Regions from separate parts of the Homo sapiens genome. Here region 2 is linked to region 1. The links are chromatin contacts, found by Hi-C or POLR2A ChIA-PET in ENCODE. All regions are on one chromosome and are shown on one strand. The core of a region is the stretch at or near the end of the contact, and the rest is flanking DNA. Distances in the headings are between cores, read along the strand shown.

The links. Hi-C counts contacts between places; a loop is a spot of excess contacts on that map. ChIA-PET counts read pairs that join two places held with the same protein, here RNA polymerase II (POLR2A). Pooled maps may share reads with other maps.
Region 2: a loop to region 1 is called in a pooled map, with 4 times the contacts of the local background. The contact joins the enhancer-like site here to the promoter of ARID5B in region 1. A Hi-C loop is called at or near these places in 1 of 168 maps with a recorded cell type or tissue (tibial artery) and 1 of 50 pooled maps. POLR2A ChIA-PET finds 5 or more read pairs at or near these places in 1 of 52 experiments (OCI-LY7).

Annotation. Positions count from the first base shown.
Region 1 is chr10:61,900,441-61,903,140 of GRCh38, reverse strand. ARID5B (AT-rich interaction domain 5B) reads right to left here and starts at 1,442. Exons shown (of 10, transcript NM_032199.3): 1 at 1,411-1,442; 2 at 728-982. The coding sequence starts at 1,431. RefSeq lists a silencer at 1-10 and an enhancer at 1,250-1,752.
Region 2 is chr10:63,173,102-63,175,801 of GRCh38, reverse strand. The region is part of intron 24 of JMJD1C (jumonji domain containing 1C); the gene reads left to right. Among named protein-coding and RNA genes, the nearest start is that of NRBF2, 41 kb to the right of the region's middle. Within about 2 kb of position 1,446, at least 2 of the 41 ENCODE cell types and tissues checked have a DNase peak (open chromatin) inside an H3K27ac peak, as active enhancers do.

The sequences.
Region 1 (2,700 bases), core at 193-2,692:
CGTCCACTTTGCGTGGAGTAATTGCAAACTAGAACATCAAATGGCTTGTCCGGGGGGAGGGGGAGTGGGCGAGAGATAGTTGTTAATGCTTAACGTGTTTGTGCCTGTTACACCACCGCTTTGAAATCCGCCCGGGCAGATCTGCAAGTTATTTGAATGTATTATTCCAGTACCTGTCATTTATCACTTTATTCAACACGTCTTTGCCAACTCAATAGCTTTTGATCTCATTCTGCCTCCATTTCGTAATTTCCGCCCTCTTAAACATATCAAATACTTACTTTGAAAAAAGAACAATATCGAAACCCACCGAAAGAAATCCACCCAGACACGACCGAGCCAGACACGAAGGTAAATTTTCAAAAGGCAAAAAATATAAAAAGCATGTGATGTTCAAGAGGCAATAGCAGGAGAGCAAATGAACACACACACACACATACACACACACACACACACACACACACACATCCTTGAACAAAACCCTTCTCGAACAAGTTATTTGATCTTGACTAAAATCAGCAGTTGGATCCTCTTTGTAAAGCTGACAGCCAAACTCTGACAATGGCAAAATACTCGAGCCCCAGCTAGTGGCGCTACCCCTTTAAAAAAGGAGTCGATCCTGCTTGCCTGCAGAAGTGAATACAGTATTTTCAAGCTTGCCCTGTAATAAGCATTACTAGGGGGAAAAATAATAAAGAAAGAAGAGGGGGACAGACAGGTTTACCACCTCGCCATGGTCGCTATTTCTGCCCTGGGGAGTGTCTTCTGGGAGGAAATAAAGTTTAGAGCTGGATAAAAGTTGCCGGCTGGTCCTCTCTTCCCACAACAGCTGGAGCTCCGCTATGCAAATCGGATCCTTTGGCGTACATCTTACAAAGAAAAAGTCGCCAAGGGACAAAATTCTTGGTTTGCCTTCAAGGTGGAATTGAAAAGCCTTGTAGAAAATGTAAGGTCCGTGCAAGCCACACGGTGAGCCGACCCACTGCAGGGGGGGAAAAAAACACCAAATAAATAATGTAGCCATCAGAGCACAAACATCTATTCCCAGACACATTTACACACAGACATCCACTCTCTTAATACAGACGACCCAACAGATATAACGCTGGGTGGAAAAATAATAGCACCCACAAATTTTCTGCTTCCCTAAAAAAAAAAAAAAAAAAACTCAGGGCCCCCCACCGCCACTTCTACCCACCTCCCCATTTGAGGCGGTAAAATTACATTATGTATGTATGATCAGTGCAGGGATTTTTTTAAACAATAAAAATGATTTTGGGGGATGCAGAGGGTAAAAGTTTGGTGAAAAGTTTGTGGGGGGTGTGGGTGGGTGCAGAGGTGTGGGTGAGCTGGGGGGTTGGGGGGTGCCGGGGGGTGCCGGGATCGGAGGAGCGGAGGAGAGCGAAATACCTGGAGTGAGTTGGGCTCCATCTCGACGTTCTGAATTGATTGAACTCAACATTCTCTCCAAACTTGTTGGCTTGAATGGATTGCATCAGGTCCTGGCAGGGAAACGCATTCTCTGCCTTCAGCCGGCGTAATGTCTCAATATAAAACTGAGCTCTTGCCTCCCTTCGGGCACCGAAATGATTGAAAATATGTCCTAATATTTCTATAACGACTCAATTTTCAGCTCCTGAAAAAACTATGTGGGTTTTCTTCCAAAGATGGATTGATCAAATTCATAATCGAGAGAAAGGCGCCATACGATCTCGGCGGGAAGAGGATGGATCAAGGCAAAAAACACACAAGAAGATTTGTAAAAATAAAAAGCACCCTAAAACTGTGTGGAGATGTGATTCCTCTCTCTCTAACCGCTCCTGTCTGGGATATCGTCTGATGAGATTTTTGGAGGAGAGGAGGGGTAGCGAGCTCCACTGTGCATCTGACAGGACCTGCTTGTATATGTCTAATATAAAGAACATTTCCTGCAGAGATTCCGGGGCGCTGCTCCTCTTTCTAATGCTTCTTAGCAGATTTGCTGTTATTAGACATGTAGATTTGTTTGATAGTTAAATTACGCTTCCTCACTGCCATGTTTTCGAGAACTAATCTGTTAAATTATCTTTTGATGCCTATTTACATGGAAGGGAAAAGTGGGTTATCGATTATATAAACATATAAATATTAATGCATTTGTTCGCTTCGCAAAAAAATACTCAGCAAAAAAAAAAGAGACAAGTGAGCAGTGCACACACATCTTAGGATTTCGCAAACAATATTGAACGGACAGCGACTGCATTTAGGGACTGGAACAATAAACGATGCATGATAAATCAATAAATGCGAGAAGCGAGTCTGCTCAGAATATGAATTCAGGCTCCCGGTTCTGCGTGTGCATTCTTTAATTTTGAAGTATATACACTAGTACGTGTTTACAATGCTGATGGACGCCAAGGGCGCTCTCAAATGATAATGTGTTTATATAACCCAGCGCTACAGGAATAATATACCGACTCCTACCCCACCCCCATCCCCTCCCCCGCCAAAAAAGGGAGGGGAGCTTCCTCAATAATAGTTTGAAACTGAAAAAATCCATTTGCAAACTAGTTAAATACAACCAGAAATTAAGCTGTTGAAAACCGGGGGCATGAACCGTAAGACAATAAAGGCTTTAAATGTGTATATTTATTGTTCTGGAGCCCTGGAGCATTGCGAGGTTTGCATGCACGGCTATTATGCAAACACAGAGAAACTTAA
Region 2 (2,700 bases), core at 197-2,696, 1.3 Mb before region 1:
AAAAATGGCATAGAATAGATGCAGTGGTTATGGAGGGTGGGATTAAAAGTACACAGTGGATTCCTATAGGTGGAATGGGGCTACTACAGCCCAGGTTAACCCTTAAAATTAACAAGGTGTACCAGGGAAACCAGAAAAAACTCAAAAGCTGCTTTGCCTCAACAGTTGGTTCTCCACCTTTTCCACTGCTAAGTAATTGAGATGTAGCTGATGTATATTAGTTTACCAAGGAAACTTTCTCACATTTTATATAAGTATAGTCATTGACTGTTTTAGCATTTATGGCACTCTTCCATACAAATACTACTTAGGTGATAATAATTGCTTAGCTTTTAGGATGTGTCAGATTCAGGGTCAGATTTATCATTATTAGATCTCAAATGGCATTTATGATACAGTAGTAAAATACAAATGTCATAATAATAAATACCTTTTTCTCTATGATAATTTCCTGGAAAAAATGTATTTACATTAAGTGGTTATATTTTCCCATGGACTTATGATTATTTCAGAGATGTCATATTATTTATGTTTCATGTTTAATCTGGGATTCACCCTATACACCATTTCTTTGACTTCTAGACTCTTAGCAGAAAATAGCTAATCTGTATTCAAATGTAAATGCTCTCAAAAGAAGAGCCTATTTAAGAGACTAGTATTATAAATCTTTTTGTACATAGGAATAATCCTTTGATAATACAAAGTAGATTCCCTTGAAGATCTTTATTCACATATTGAATTTATCCAATGTCAGTTTTTATAAAGTTAACCTAGGTAGTGTAGTCATTTTTGTAAATTGAGATATAATTTGCATATAGTGAAATTTACCTTATTTAATGTATAATTCTGTGAGTTTCAACAAATGCATAGTTAGGTAACAACATAATCAAAATGTAGAACAATTCCATCACTCCGAAAAAATTCCCTCTTGCAGTTTTTTTTTTTGTTTTTTGTTTTTTGTTTTTTTGAGACAGAGTCTTGCTCTTGTTGCCCAGGCTAGAGCTCAGTGGCGCGATCTTGGCTCACTGCAACCTCTGCCTTCCGGGTTCAAGCGATTCTCCTGCCTCAGCCTCCCGAGTAGCTGCGGATTACAGGCATGCACCACCACGCCTGTCTAATTTTGTATTTTTAGTAGAGATGGGGTTTTTCCACGTTGGTCAGGCTGGTCTCGAACTCCTGACTTCAGGTAATCTGTCTGCCTTGGCCTCCCAAAGTGCTGGGATTACAGGCATGAGCCACCATGCTCGGCATCCTCTTGCACTTTTATAGTCAGCCTCTTCCCACCCAAAGTTCCTGCAACTAATCTGCTTTTTTGTCCCTATAGTTCCTCTTTTATGAGTATGCTGTAAATTTGGACTCACACAGTATGTACCCTTTAAGTCTGGCTTTTCTTAATGTATTTGAGATTCATTCCTATTGTTGTATTTATCAGTTGATTCTTTTTTTATTGCTGGGTAGTTGTATGAATATTTTTTTCATTTTTTAAATCCGTACATTCACCAGCTGAAGTACATTTTGGTTTTTTCCACTTTGGGGCAATAATAGATAAAGCTATCATAAACATTCATATACATGGTTTTATGTGAACAAAGATTTTTATTTCTGTTAAGTAAATACTGAATGGTGGGATTGCCTGGTGATACTATAATGTATGATTAAATTTAAGAAACTGCCAGACTATTCTCTAAATTGGTTGTTCCATTTTCATTTCCCAGTGCAGGGTTATGTGAGTTTCATTTCCTCTGCTTCCTCACTAGTGCTTGTTACTGTCAGTTTTGTTTTTAGACCATTCTAGTAAGTGTACAGTGGTGTCTCATGGTGGTTTTACTTTGTACTTTCTTAATGACTAAACATTGGGCATCTTTTTATATCTTCATTTGCCATCTGTATATCTACTTTGGTTAAATATGTGTTCAAATATTCTGTCTATTTAGCTGCTTTTTTTCTTACTGAGTTTTGAGTGTTTTTTGCCAATTTCTGATAATGTCTTTTATCTGATAATGTGTTTTACAAATACATTTTCCTTTCCTGTAGCTTCTCTTTTCAAAGAGCATTTTTTTTTCATTTTTCCATTTTTTAAAAGACAGTATCTTGCTCTGTTGCCCAGGTTAGAGTGCAGTGGCACAGTCATAGCTCACTGTAATCTCAAACTCCTGGGTTCAAGTGATCCCCCCACCACACCCTCCTGAGTAGCTAGTACTGTAGATGGACACCACCATGCCCAGCTGATTTTTTAATTTTTTGTGGAGATGGGGTCTTGCTGTGTTGCTCAGGCTGGTCTCGAACTCCTAAGCTCAGGCAATCTTCCTGCCTTGGCCTCCCAAAGTGTTGGGATTGTAGGCATGAGCCAACCCACCTGGCTGGTTTTTTCCATTTTGATGAGGTCCAGTTGATCAGTTTCTCTTTTATGGATGGTATTTTCATAGTATCTACAAAATTGTTGCCTAGCCCAAGATCACTCAGATTTTCTCCTCATTTTCTTCTAGAACCATTATAGTTTGAGGTCCTACATTTGGGTATGCAATGTAGTTCATCTTTGTATGTAGTGCATAGTATGGAGCGAGGTTCAATTTTTTGCATATGGGCATTTGGCTGTTCCAGTACTATTTGTTGAAAATACTACTTTTTAATGTTTTTCTTTTGAAAATGTAATACATAAACAGAAAAATTCAAAAGTATAAAAAGTTCACGGTGAAAATT